Regions from separate parts of the Homo sapiens genome. Here regions 2 and 3 are each linked to region 1. Evidence: chromatin contacts called from ENCODE Hi-C or POLR2A ChIA-PET data. All regions are on one chromosome and are shown on one strand. The core of a region is the stretch at or near the end of the contact, and the rest is flanking DNA. Distances in the headings are between cores, read along the strand shown.

What was found. A loop is a pair of places that touch in the nucleus more often than their neighbours do. ChIA-PET counts read pairs that join two places held with the same protein, here RNA polymerase II (POLR2A). Pooled maps may share reads with other maps.
Region 2: a loop to region 1 is called in a map of PC-3, with 4 times the contacts of the local background. The contact joins two enhancer-like sites. A Hi-C loop is called at or near these places in 12 of 168 maps with a recorded cell type or tissue (CD4-positive, alpha-beta T cell, IMR-90, MCF 10A and 6 more), 1 of 37 single-sample maps with no recorded cell type and 18 of 50 pooled maps. POLR2A ChIA-PET finds 5 or more read pairs at or near these places in 2 of 52 experiments (MCF 10A and PC-3).
Region 3: a map of DLD1 shows a loop between it and region 1 (3-fold over the local background). The contact joins two enhancer-like sites. A Hi-C loop is called at or near these places in 8 of 168 maps with a recorded cell type or tissue (CD4-positive, alpha-beta memory T cell, CD8-positive, alpha-beta T cell, Calu3 and 4 more) and 11 of 50 pooled maps. POLR2A ChIA-PET finds 5 or more read pairs at or near these places in 4 of 52 experiments (CD4-positive, alpha-beta T cell, CD4-positive, alpha-beta memory T cell, MCF 10A and 1 more).

Annotation. Positions count from the first base shown.
Region 1 is chr12:91,815,682-91,820,521 of GRCh38, forward strand. No RefSeq gene overlaps it. Among named protein-coding and RNA genes, the nearest start is that of LINC02404, 57 kb to the right of the region's middle. Within about 2 kb of position 2,035, at least 3 of the 41 ENCODE cell types and tissues checked have a DNase peak (open chromatin) inside an H3K27ac peak, as active enhancers do; they include PC-3, where a contact is called at or near this core.
Region 2 is chr12:91,577,262-91,582,101 of GRCh38, forward strand. The region is part of intron 1 of LOC105369896 (a long non-coding RNA gene); the gene reads right to left. Among named protein-coding and RNA genes, the nearest start is that of LINC02823, 250 kb to the left of the region's middle. Within about 2 kb of position 1,935, at least 3 of the 41 ENCODE cell types and tissues checked have a DNase peak (open chromatin) inside an H3K27ac peak, as active enhancers do; they include PC-3, where a contact is called at or near this core.
Region 3 is chr12:91,999,968-92,004,807 of GRCh38, forward strand. The region is part of intron 1 of LINC01619 (long intergenic non-protein coding RNA 1619); the gene reads right to left. Among named protein-coding and RNA genes, the nearest start is that of LINC02404, 130 kb to the left of the region's middle. Within about 2 kb of position 2,549, at least 3 of the 41 ENCODE cell types and tissues checked have a DNase peak (open chromatin) inside an H3K27ac peak, as active enhancers do.

The DNA of each region.
Region 1 (4,840 bases), core at 785-3,284:
TAAGAAAAACAACCAGCAACTACTACTCCTATTTACTTGTACTAGCTCATCTGACTTCCACAAAAATCCTATGAGGTAGGTAAATCCTATTATGATTTCCCTTTCACAAATAAGGTGTCTGAGGCCCAGGGAGGTTAACAAAATTGCACATGGTAACACAACTGTTGTCAGACCTAGACCTTGATGCCCAGTTTCATCTGACTCCAGAACTCACGCTGTTACTCATAACACTGTATTGACTGTCAACACAACACCATTTTAAACCAAGTTATTCTGTCTGCTGGAGAATAGGAGCAGAAGTACTATTTAGAAAAAAGACCACTCAAGTAAAACTGATATTTGGAAACATTTATTATATGACTGCATTCATACCTATTCTGAAATATGAATCTGAATCTGGACAGGAAGGAGGGATCATCACAAGGCCAAGAGAATGAAGTTGAATCTATTTAGCTCTCCCTGAGTTTATTATGTTTCAATTATGATATTAAAGATATTTTAAATTCTTATACTATTACAACCTAAATAATATGGTGCAATAATACAAGAAAAAATATTATCTTAATGTCAATAGAAAAATGTGTTAAAATGTTTGCTATCAAGGGTTATTTCCTAATTTCCTTCATTATTCTTAAAAAACATAGTTGAACCATATCACCAAGTTCAATAAAATATAACCAAATTGTACACAGATCACATCTTTATTTATCCAACAGACACTTTCAAAACGTTATTTGTAAACATTTTCATACAAAAAAAGAGATGTAAATTTCTGACATTATTATTTATTTGTCCTTATTATTATTATTATTATTATTATTTTGATACAGAGTCTCACTCTGTCACCCAGGCTGGAGTGCAGTGGCGCGATCTCTGCTCACTGCAAGCTCCGCCTCCCAGGTTCATGCCATTCTCCTGCCTCAGCCTCCTGAGTAACTGGGATTACAGGTGCCCACCACCACACATGGCTAATTTTTTGTATTTTTAGTAGAGACGGGGTTTCACCCTGTTAGCCAGGATTGTCTTGATCTCCTGACCTTGTGATCTGCCTGCCTCAGCCTCCCAAAGTGCTGGGATTACAGGTGTGAGCCACCACACCAGGCCTGTCCTTATTAATTTTTATGATTGCTTGTGAATGAAAGCCCATCTTTTGGCTTTCCATTTTTGCATTTCTGAATGTTACCAAATTTCTCTATCCTCTGGATTTTCATGGTATTCTTTTTCATTGTTCTCTTTTGGAACTAATTACATTCCATCTTTATTTATTATCAGGGTCATTTTACCCTAAATCTTTGCCTTTAGGGCCATTAGCATAGGACTGCAAAGTAATATGGTAGTAAGTCATAGCTCCAAGTTTATCAAAACTATAACTGTCCACTGATGAAAACATTCCCCCATTGAGAATTAAGACCTGTACTTTGGCAGAACCTAAGTTCAAGGTAATGGAAAATGTAAATCTACAAGTGGGTTGGTCAGTAAGAATTATACTGAGAGGCTAATGATAATTTTCATTCATTGGTTCCAAAACTCATGTGTTCTAGCCCTTGAGTAAATACTTATTAGCCACAGGTTCAATGTGCACTTCACATTCTGCAAGACATTGTCCCTGAGCACGATTGGAGCATTTTCTAGGTCTGTCTCTTCAACCTCATATTCATTATTTATCAAGTGTGATGCATGCTGTCTCCAAAACTTTTCTCACACTTGACTCCACTAATACTGCTTTGTTTCAAGTCCTTTTCATCTCCTGCTTGACTTTTGCAATTGTTTTCTAACTGATCCTTTTGCTTTTTCTCTTTCATCCATTTTCAGTGGTGTCAGTAAGCATGATCCAAATGAAATGGACCTCCTGCCCTATTTCTAAACCTGCATTTGGAACTGCTTCCTATCCCTATTTACTTTTTACTGTATTACTCATTACTCCACCTACAGCTTCAGCTGACTCTTCGAACTTGACCACTGGCACCACCTTTTGCTTACTTTGGCTGCATTTTTCGAACTGTATTTTAAATCCTCCCTCTGGCAACACTGCCTTAAGCTATCTTGGTCCAGTCTACACCAGGACTAGGACAATGAGGTCTGGACTGGACTACTGTGGACAGTTCTCTTGCCAAATATGCCCTGGCCTGCCAAGAAAGACTTGGACTTTTCACCACTGAAATGGCTGTTTGTTATGCCATGGATGCTTTATATATGCAGTCTCTGTCTAAATGTCCTCCCTTGCTCCCTACTGGCAGGATTACCATTCAAGAATCTGCTAATGTATTGCCTTCTCTAATACATCTCCCCTAGGCACAATAAAAGTATTCATGCATTCTTATAATACTTGACACATAGCAGTCATAGTACCATTACTCTCAATGGCAAAACTGCAATTACTTTTGCACCACCTAATAAGATTTGTAAATGTTTATTACATGCTGGTCTGTGTTAATCACAGGTATTTCACTGGCATATGTGAATCAGTCAGCTCCCAAACTCTGGACTTCTTAAGGGGGGAAATCTATTCTCTTTTCCTTCAATGTCTTTCCTTCATTGTAGCCCAATTCAAGGCCATATAATTAGTGTTCATAAACACTGAACTAAATTAAATCAAATTGTTTGAGATATACTCAGTTTACCATCTTTTCTTAGACATAGTTAACAAAACAGTAATTTTTCCATATTATGCCACTTAACACATTCAAATTTCAAACTTAATTCTTGCCTGAGTCATTCTTCCAGATGACTGGGTTCAGTCATGCATAGCAATTCAATTTACCCTGATTTTAACCTCTTGTTACAATAATGGCTTCCAGGTCAACAGAAAGGACTTTAAAAGCTATTCCAGTAAGGATTGGTGAAGGTGAAGGGAGAGGAGAACAGGCAATAGCCCAATCATGTTTGGTACATGGCATGTTTGCTGTACTTTCTGTCGTGTGTGTGAGGAGCTCTGTTTAACTGACTTGAGGACTGAAGTACTGAACAAGCAAAGAATTGCTCAACTCCCTAGGTAGGTGGGTCTCAGTCAGTATTGAACAGGCAACCCTGTCATTTCAGTGTGATCTGTACTTGTTGGGAAATTGCTGTATGGTGTATGTACAACGTCTTTGCTGCTCACCAAGGTTGAAAACATTTAGTAGTCCACCCATGGGAAACTGAGAGTCTGTCTAGCCTCCAGCCATTGAAGCTTGAAACAAATTAAGTTCCCATCTCTCTCCTGGCTATTTGGGTTTGAACAATCTCTAAAGTGGTCTAGTAAACAGGCAGACAAGACTCCACTTGAGATGTAACCCTGTGTATAACCTAAAGCTAAGGAAAGTTTATGGAATCAACAGGCTGGGGCATGTTAGCTCTATAGTGAAAAATCAAAGAATTGCAATTTAGAGGTAGGGGTAGGGCAAGCCTGTGCTGTTGAATAAAAATGAATGCAATGTGTTTTGTTTTTTCAACATGTCTCAATGTGAGAAGGAGGTCAGAAAAGCTATGGGAGTGTTCAGAAAGTGATCTGTGTCACTGAAGTGTGGCAATGGGCCTGTGTAAATTAAAGATCTAAGCCAATGTGGAAAACACATTTTCAGCAGTAAATAATGTCATTTAAGGAGACTGATTGCCAAAGCAGCCTCATTGCCTAATGGGGGCCTAGTCTTTCATTCAACAAATATTTACTGCCTGGCCCTGGAGCTGGCACTGCAGTGCATTGGTAAGCAATAACCCCTGCCTTGTAGTTTTAATATTTTTATATAAGAGACTAATAAAAAACAAATACAAAGACTTTTTTTAAACCCTGCAATTTGGAATAAGGTCCTGAAAAGGGTGAAGGGAGTGCTGGCGTGCTGTTCTTTCAGCCACTTGGGCAAAATACGCAAGGATATTTCTATTCTGACCTATATTTGTAGAAAGTCTCTCCCCAAAACAATGATCTAGGCACACACACACACACACACACACACACACACACACACCCCAAACCCTAATTCTTGTGATGCCTCAATTCAGATCTGTCCCAGCCATGAATTTTGATTGCTCTGCACTTTCCCATCAGTCAACATGAAAGACTAGAAGGCCTGAATTATATTCATAAAGGACGCAATTGCTTATGGAAATATGACTCTAAGCTTAGAGTTTAGAAGTTTAAATTGCCCAGATCAAGATCATATAAATTACATAAAATAAATGACAGACCCGTTTTTCCATTTCATTTAGTCTAGATACCTATGGATCCTGCTTGTTTAATATGTAGTAATTATAATGTCACCTTCACACAAAATGCAGTAACTCTGTTAACAGTCTAAAAGAAAAAAAAAAATCATATAGGGGAAGAATTGTAGAGCAGCTGCCAAGAAGCTAAAAACAACAAAATTATCATTAAAAGATAGACTTAACAGTACCACATGGCAGAATTAATCTCTCCTGACCTAATGACCCACGTATTATGTTACCGAAATGGCATTTTTCAGAGGAAACATTTCTGCCCATCCTCTCACCCAGAACAAAAGCCTAATAAAATTTAGATTTTGAAGAGTTGGGTGCCTAGCTCTGTGGTACACATTCTGTAATTGTTTATGCGTATTTATCAATCAGATTGTAAATATTTCAAACGCAGACATCCATTCAAAGTCTTATTTTTATGTATCACAAGTATATACAGTCAGGTTCATTGTGCCTTTAATTCCTTCAGCTCTCTTATTTAGTTATTCATTCATTTATTTCAACAAATAATAAACATCTGTGAACACTATACCCAGGCCAAGAGCTAGAATACTGGCAACTGGTTGCAGGTATCTGGGTTCCTTCCCATCCTGTTTTTGGGCGGAAGTTTCCAATACAAGCTATCCATCATTCTGCCTTTTGTATTTTT
Region 2 (4,840 bases), core at 685-3,184, 240 kb before region 1:
GTACAGAACATATAAGAAAATAAATCAAGAAATGAGGGGAATCTCCCGAAAGGTTTTGCTAATTTTTATATTTTCACTTCTTAGCTCCAACCAGAGAATTTTTATTACAATAGAAGAGAAAATAATTTACTCCAAGTCAGTCACATATTAAGCATTTTCTAGATTTTACTTGGTCTTCATACTACTAAAAGGTGATATAATTATTCCTATTTACTGATAGAGAAAATAGGCTCTGAATGATTAGGCAGCTTTCGCAAATCAAATCATTCATGTCTCTTGAAAGCAAGATAAGGAGCCCTTTCCTATGCTCATCTTCAGGTGAATGTCCATAAATATTTTTGTACCAATTCTAATATTTGACTGTCATATCTGCAGGTTACTGGACCACTTTTTATTGTGATACTTAATTTATACAACATTAAATGGCCTCCAGTGTCCTCAAAGACTGCCTAGCAGATGTAATGTGGATATCCCAGAACACAATAATTAGACTTTTAGAGTCACAAACACACACCGCTCATTATATTAGAAACTGAAACTCTAACCATTTCAGTACTGCTCTTCACGAGGGTTAAGATATTGATTTTGTTGTTTAAAAAAACAAAAACAAAACAAAGCAAAACAAAACAAAAATGACCTCCTTAAGATACTGACACCTAGGTTTAAAGGAAAAAAGTGCTGCAAACTTAGAGCTACTTAAGATAATGGCTTCTAGAACTGAGTTAAGTTGAATACAAATGAAGTCAAGGAACAGTTCTCAGGATCGTGCTGTATTTAAATTAGACCTACTGGCATATTTAATGTTTGAATTGTAATACGCACTGATATCCTCTAGAGGGAGAATGAAACAAGAATAGGCAAATTATTTATTTTAAAAAGTGGGTGAATTTGAATAATCCTGAAAATTGTCCCGTAACAGAAAGAAGTCATTTAACCAAATCTGTCATAAACAAACCACAGACTGGTTAATTTTATTGTGGTATATTTTCTAAGTAGCTGAATTAGCTTCTATAATAAAGACCCTATTTTTAGTTTTCTATTAATTTTGAATTAGAAAAAAAAGCTACATGCACACACCCACAAAATTTCACCCACTTTACTACTTATAAATTGCAAAAACGTCTATATTATAGCGTAGATAATGACCTGCTTAAAACACTTTCTAAAAACTGTGCATTTCATTCTTAGTATTCATAAAATAAACACAATGCCCATCTACCCAAATATAATGTGACACAGCCTAAGAAAAGGAGGCATTCTGCAAAGCAAATTACCAAAGGCTACATAAAATACTTCATAAGGTTAAATATCAGAATAATTATTCCTCTTCCCGTCACAATTTTCTTAGGATGGTCAATGTTCTGCTAAAATCATCCAATCTTTTAACGTTTGGAGACCCAGAGAAAAAGCACCAAAATAAGTGTTTATGTGCATTGTACAAGAACTGAAATCCAGGTAGCTTCACTGTTATTACAGAATCTGAAGAAATAAACATCCCACAGAGATGAGATCACTATCTCCAGAAATAAAGGTTTCCAAAAGAAAAACAATTGTGAAAGGAAATTATCCTCTTTACTAACAATATGGTGATCAGCCATTCCCGCTTTCTCCTGATGATGAGGTGATGTCACCGGTCAGAAGCACTGGCCTATTTTCTGTACTGCCTATGGTGGGTTGGATTGGATGAAAATAAACATCTTACATAACAGGCCGGCTGTGCTCTCTGTCTTTTTTTTTTTTTTTTTCCAAAGAGATTTTCCCAGCATGAATTCAGTGTGTACAATTAACATTGGCCAAATTTCAGCTGAAAAATCTGTTAGGTTTATAAGCAGATTCACAAATACAGCTTATGTATGCTGCCTCCCATTCCTCTACTAGCCTAGCTCCTTTTTACGCACACACACACACACACACACACACACACACACAGGCACACACACAACACCACCACCATCACCACTGACATCACCTCACCCCCACCACCTCCACCCCTCCTGTAATCAAAACAGCTTTCTACCAACAGAAAAGGGACAACAGGCAAGTTAAAATTGAAATTGGTCTTTGAACAGCAGAAACAAAATAGAAGATTGCAGATTAGAGCCATTGTCTTGTCCCAGTAATATAAACCAGACCCCCCTCAGTGCTTATTTTCTCAGAATTGAAGAAGATAAATCAAAGATTATGAGCCTAACCAAAAAGAGGCATCCTTATGCTAGTGGCTTTTACAGTCATAAAAAGAGCAAAGCCAGAAGTGAGTATTTTCAATTGTCATTTGTAATAATTAGTAAAAATACTGCAGTTTTCTGTCATAAATCCTGTTGTACGTGGAGGGATTTATTAATCTTTAAGCTTTGGTATTTATTGTAGACGCTACTTATACAGAGGAAACATAAAACTAAAGGACTCAGCTTGATTTTCCTAATTCCTGAAGGTAGAATAAAATCAGAGATGCCAAAGATCTGAAAGAAACATGTGCTTGAACAGCCTGGATAGAAGCTCATTTAAAATCAGCAATATAATTCACAGTGGGGTTTGGATGGAATACTTTAACTGACCTAGTGGTCTTAGTTTCAGAGAAAATCCGTCATACAGTCTAAACTTAGTAAATATCTGAATATCTATCATATGCCTAACAAATGGCAAATATTGATTAACTTAAATATTATAGAGTTGAACTTAGATGATGAGATAATTCTTTGCATTGTTAAGCAATAAAAAACATTACTAATTTGTAGGCCAAGACAGAAAAATGATTCAGAGTGAATGCAAAGGAGATGATGAATTAAGATGATCTGATCCTTCCTGTCATAAAAAATAATCACCATTTTTCTAACCCAAATAAGAGCCACACTGAAAAGGGCTGAAATGCAGCTCTCTTTTACTTGGTGCATATACTTAATGTCAAGTCAAGAAAGCCAGTCCTGTACCTGTATATGCCTTACTGTGTATCCATTTACAGTTGCTGATCTATGTTTACAGGCTACTCTATCTCTTAGAATGTGCTTCAGTATGTTATATATGTACTTAATATATACCAGTAATACCCATTTGTTTGAAGATAGAATATGCATGTGAAGAATTAGCTGTAATATTTTGGAAATATAATTAAATTTGCATTCTAAATACTTGCATTTAAATCTCAGCTTTGATTGTTACTGACAGTAAAACCTTAGACAATTAATTGTGCTTCTCTAATCTTCAGCTCCCTCATCTGTAATGTGAAGACAATTATGTTTTTAAGAGATGTTGGGAGGAAAGAAAGAAAACACGTACAATGGATCCAACACAGTGCACAGCAAATAGTTGAATATCCATGTATGTGTGTATATGTATGTGTATATATACATAACTTTGAATGATCAAAGCAATATATATTCATTGAGTAATTTTGCAAGGAAGCAATATTGAATTATTTAACATTTAACAATAAAGGAAAAATATAGCTTTTTAATTTCTTAGAACAATTACTTATTTACTTGACTTAAAGGATGATAATGACCCATAATTTTTGTATATGTATAGTTATTTGCATTGAATGGGTAGTATTCAAATTAATTTTCAATTGTTGAATCAAACAAATATGTTTGAATGCTTATTTTATGTTTAATAACAGAAGAGGGGAAAGAATTATTTCAGCAGTTTATTGTCTTCCAGGAGATTTCAAAGTTTTGGGAGAGATGATACATTAAAGAAACACTTATAAGACACTTAGTAATTATCTTATTATATCAGATGTAAGTGTTCTAGGAGGCAAAAAGAAATGTTGGTAAATTAAGAACAGTTACTGCTTTTATGTGCATTTATAAAATGGCAAAAATCTGTTTATTTTATGAAAGAAAATTCTTTATGAATATCTAATATGAAATTATGATCTCTTGAAATATCTTCTATACATTTAGGAGAATAATGTTTCTTGAAGTAAGTATTTTTTGACAGTGCTAAAAAACTCAAATCTCAGTAGGTTTACAGTTGAAAATAATTTAAAAGAAACAGCAAAAAAGATGAACATCTTCAGAGAAATATACTTGTAACAAGTTAATATCTTTAAAAACTACATATACAAAATAGTAATGTATAGAACATATTTTCAAGTTATAGTTCTGTGAGAAAATTAAAAATGTGGAATCACGGTCCTTTTTTTACAAGCTTTGAATTACCATTTTTAAAACTGGTGGTGAAAGCTGATTGATTTTACTAGAGTTTTAGTTTGCTATTTTTGAGAAAATTCTGACTGAAGGAAATATAGGTTTTATATACTCTGGACAAGAAGGAAGAAACCCAGCTTTTTCTTTGTGTAGAATCTCAAGTCCAGATGCTGTTTTTTTTCTTCATGAAAATTCATAGTGTATCTATTATAGCTTCCTAATTAAAGTCACACATGTATGAATAATGTTTTGAAAATCAGTCACTATCCACTTTACATATGTTAACATATATTATGTTTTAGAGTCATTTTTTGCCAAAGAGCTCAGGGTGCTACATAACTTACATGAAGTAGCAGTACTACTAATGTTTTGCTCATTGATTAGCTTCAGGAATTTTATAATGATGAAAAGTGAAAAAGCTAGAGTTTAATATTTTCTAAAACCCAATTAAATTCTGTGACTATAAAAGTGTTGTTTCATTTTCTTATGCTTCCAAAAAGCTGTACCTTTTAATTAATTCAACAAATATAATTTTTAAATATCTAGTTAATGCCAGTCACTCTTGAAAACATCTGGACTATATCTGTGAAGAAAGCTGACAAAAACGGCCGAGCGCAGTGGCTCACTCCTATAATACAGGCACTTTGGGAGGCCGAGGCAGACAGATCACCTGAGGTCAAGAGTTCAAGACCCGT
Region 3 (4,840 bases), core at 1,299-3,798, 180 kb after region 1:
AGACCAGTGGAGCAGATTAGAGAACTCCAAAATTAATCCATATATCTACAGTCAACATATAACATCATATTGCATCAGATTCCTGACATATGCAACATATAACATCAGATTCCTGACAAAGGTGTCAAGGACATACATTGGGGAAAGGACAGTCACTTCCACAAATGGTGATGGGAAAACCAGGTACCCATATAGAAGATAATGAAATTAGACCCCCACATATCATCCTATACAAAAAACAACTCAAAATGGATCAAAGACCTAAATGTAAGACCTGAAATTATAAAACTACTAGAAGAAGACATAGGAGAAACACTTCAAGACATTGTTCTGGGAAAATAATTTTGGTTTTTTTTTTGGTAGAGATGAGGTTTCACCATGTTGCCCAAGCTGGCCTCAAACTCCTGGGCTCAAGTGCTGGGATTACGGACATGAACCACTGTGCCCAGCCTGGAAAAGATTTTATAAATAAGACCTCAAAAGCACACACAACAAAAGCAAAAACAAAATGGGATTATAACTAAAAAGCTTCTGAATAGCAAAGTAAATAATCAATAGAGTGAAAAGATAACCCACAGAATAGTAGAAAATATTTGCAAACTACTCATCCAAAGGGTATTAATATCTAGAATACACAAGGATCTCAAACATCTCAACAGCAAAATAAAAAATCTGATTTTAAAATGGACAAATGCTCTGAACAGACATTTCTCAAAAGAAGACAAACAAATGGCCAAAAAATACATGAAAAGATGCCCAACATCACTAACCACTAGGGAAATGCAAATCAAAACCACAATGACGTATCATCTCACCCCAATTAAGACGGCTATTATCAAAAAGACAAAAAATAACAAATGCTGGTGAAGCTGCAAAACCAAGGAAACTCTTACACACTGTTGGTGGGAATGTAAACTAGTATAGCCACTATAGAGAAATGCATGAAATTTCCTGAAAAGTCTACAAATAGAACTATCATTTGATCCAGCTATCCCCCTACTGGGCAATTATCCAAAGGAAAGAAAATCAGTGTATCAAAGAGACATCTGCACCCCCAGCAGCACCATTCTCAATAGCTAAGATTTGGAATCAATTTAAGTGTCTAACAACAGATGAACGGATGAAGAGAATGTGGTAGGCTGGGCTCAGTGGCTCAAGCCTATAATCCTAACACTTTGGAAGACCGAGGTGGAAGGATTACATGAGGCTAGGATTTCAAAACTAGCCTAGGCAGCATAGAAAGACCCCATCTGTACAGATGGAAAAAAAAATTAGCCACTCATGATGGTCCAGCGTACTGTAGTCCCAGCTACTCAAGAGGCTGAGGAAGGAGGATTGCTTGAATCCAGAAGTTGGAGGCTTCAGAAAGCCATGATCATACCACTGCACTCCAGCCTTGGTAATAGGGAAAGACCTTGTCTCAAAAAGTAAAAGAAAAGAAAGGAAATATGGTATATATACATAATGGAATACTATTCAGCCTTTAAAAAGAATGAACTCTTTTTATTCATGGCAACATGGATGAAACTGGAAGACATTATTTTAAATTAAATTAGCCAGGAACAGAAAGTTAAACACCACATGTGGAAGCTAAAAAAAAAAGTTGATCTCATAGAAGTAAAAAGTAGAATAGAGGATGATGATAGAGGCTGGGAAGAGAAAGGGGAAGAAGGAGGATAGGGAGAAATTTGTTAAAAGACAGTACAGCTAAGTAGACAGAATAAGTTCTAGTGTTCTGTGGCACTGTAGGATGCCAATTGCCAATAATAACATATTACATAGTTTTAAATACCTAGAAGAAAGGCATTGAAGGTTTCCAGTGAAATGAAATGATAAATGTTTGAGATGATGAACATGCTAATTACCCCTGATAGGATCACTATGCATTACACGTATCACAGCACCACTATGTACCCCATACATTATTATGTGTCAGTTTTTAAAATGTTTAAATAAAAAGTAAAAATAAGTAAAAGATAATGGGGGGAGTAGATGGTGATTGACAAAATTGACCCTGAATTAGTGAAATAAGCATGGAAGTTCATTATTTCATCTTCTCTTATATATATTTGAAATCTTTTCCAATAAAAGTTTATATATAACTTGGCAATTAACTTACCAAAGCCTGTTTTCTTATTTATTAAACAGAAATAACAATATCTACAGCAGAGATAATATCTCCTTATAGATTTTTCTGAAATTTTAAGTAGTATATTTAAATCACATGGCACACAGTGGCTGTTAGATAATTTGTGGGGACTCAGTTTGACCCACTTATTGCTGAATTGGCTGGTCTGAAGTTAGGGAGTTTTTGCGCTATTCCTACAGCATAGCAATGCTGGGAGGGTGAGCAAGGGACAAGAAAAACCTATGTCCACATGAGTCACCCTTTCAGGCACCACAAAGATGCTGGTGGGAGATTTTGGCTTTTTTGTTTTTGTTTTTTTTTAAAAGTTCAATCTTCAAATGAGTTACTATTTTTGGATTTGTGAGCCCTGGAATATGCTGGTGCTGGTAGACACACTGGGTTGGCTAAGTGTTTATTCAGTCCCAGGCAACTCCAGGTGCAGGTAGAGAAGGTGCAAATATATCTTATCTTCCAAAGCCATTTACTCAGGCTCCCCCCTCACTTCCACAGGCAGTTTTCTTTTATGAAATACCAAAAATATCAGATTATCTTCAAAACTAAATAATTCTAAACCTCCCAGTTTCCCCAACTCATTCCAATTCTCCCTGATTATTTTCTTTTTGCTTTGCATTCCTGTACTACTTAGCCTTACCCTTGTTCGCAAAAGACCAAAGTGTAAAGCAAAAAAATTAAACAGTGAAGTACAGAGGCACCAAGGCCGGAAAAGATTAGATTGCTCAGAGGCACAGTCTGCTTTCAGAGATGATAAGCCCTGAGTAGTTCTTCTGGTTAGTTTTTCAATGGCTGAATTTTTTTGGCTCTCTGGATACTGCTGGAGACTTCAGTTTGTTAAGAGCTAACCCTGGACTCTCTCCCGTTCCTGCCTGCATGTCAATTCATCTTATTTCTAATAAAGCCAATTCTTATTTTTCTAACTTGTTTCCAATTCTCAAATGTAGCTCCAAAGAAAACAGAAAGTAATTAAAATGTCAACACTTCCCTGAAAAAGAACATAAACTCTCTTTGGATTTTCTTCCCATTGGAAATGTTACTTTTCTCCAAGGTGCCTGGGCCCCATGTGTGGCAACCAGCTGTCACCCACAGCAGACCCATCAGGCAATGCACATAAATCCCCTCTGTTCATTACTCTCGTTTGCATTTCTTCTTCTTCCTTACCATTTTCCAAATGGAGAGATCCTATAAATGAAGTACTTATGCCTGTCTCTTATAATGGACTAATATCTACGCCAATGTAATATATCCAAATTGTATGCAATATGAAATAAGCTCCAGCAGCAATAAGCTATTTAATCTAATGTGGAAAAAGCAATGTGGAGCCTAACAGCTTATTATTTAGTGCAGTGCAATAAATTAACTAAGCACCATTTTGCATAATAAGAGCTGATTATTCCTTTTACCTTCATTTGGATTGGTTTGGATGGGTTATGACTGTCTTCAGAGTTAATCGGGTTTATGTGAAACAACTTCTTTTTTAAATGTATTCCATTAAAGAATGAAATAAGGAAGAGCAAACATGTGCCATTATTTTGCGATTGGTGTTTTTGAGGTTAGTCTTTTAGAAGAAAATTCCCCATTAACAGGCAAACGTTGTGACCATTGTCCCAGAACTCTTTAATTGGAAAGAAGCCAATATTTGTCTCCCTTCTCACCCTTTTTCTACTTTTCCCTGTAGATTCCTGCCATTCCCTTGACTCGATTTTTCAAAGCACTTTTAGTAAAACACTTGGTTTCTTCTTTCCAGTATCTCTCCAACCCTGGCCTCTCTCATCCCCACACCCAATTACTTAGCACTTTGAGGTACATATCAGACTGATCAGCACCACTGGTCAGTAAGTGCAGCCGTTCTATCTAGTGTTACAGCCAGACCTCCCACCAAAGGTCTCCAAAATGCATCAATAAGTATCAAAACACATGTCAACAACAATGGCTGCAGCAAATCATCATAACTAGCATTTTAGAGAGCTGAACATGATGCTAGCACCTTAAAGAGGCATCTTATAGTAACCCCATAAGGTAGATATCATCATCATCATCCCTATTTTACAAGTGGAAATTGTGTCTGATCAAGATTAAATATGAGGGCTTGATTCTGAATAACATCAAAATCTTTGTAACATGTTATATTATCTGCTGGGGGGTAAAAAATAAAACATGTTAGCGAAAAAGTCTCTCTCTGTTTCTGCATTACTGTCCAGGGAAAAGCAATTCAAAGTGGGTGTCCTATCTGCAGTGAGGCCAAACCTTCAAAATCACTTAGATGAGGTTATTTTTACAGTACTTAGGATACATGTGGGGTCTGCCACCTCTGCCCTTTATAGAGATTTGCATTCCTTTTCTGGATTAATAAACTGCTTGAGGTTAGGACGTGTATTTTCTACACAATAGGACATCAGTGTGGTATAACGTCTGAGTCAGAAAATCCTAGGTTTTTGGGTTTTCTTGTTTGTTTGTTTGCTTGCTTGCTTTAGAGACAGGGTCTCACTCTGTCCCCCAGGCTGGAGTGCAGTGGCACAATCAGTTCACTGCAGCTTTGACACCCTAGGCTCAAGTAATCCTCCCACCTCAGTCTCCTGAGTAGCTGGGACTACATGGATGCACCACTGCACACAGCTAATTTTCTAATTTTTTTGTAGAGTCAAGATCTAACTATGTTGCCCAGGCTGGTCTCAAAGAAAATCCCACTTCTGGGAT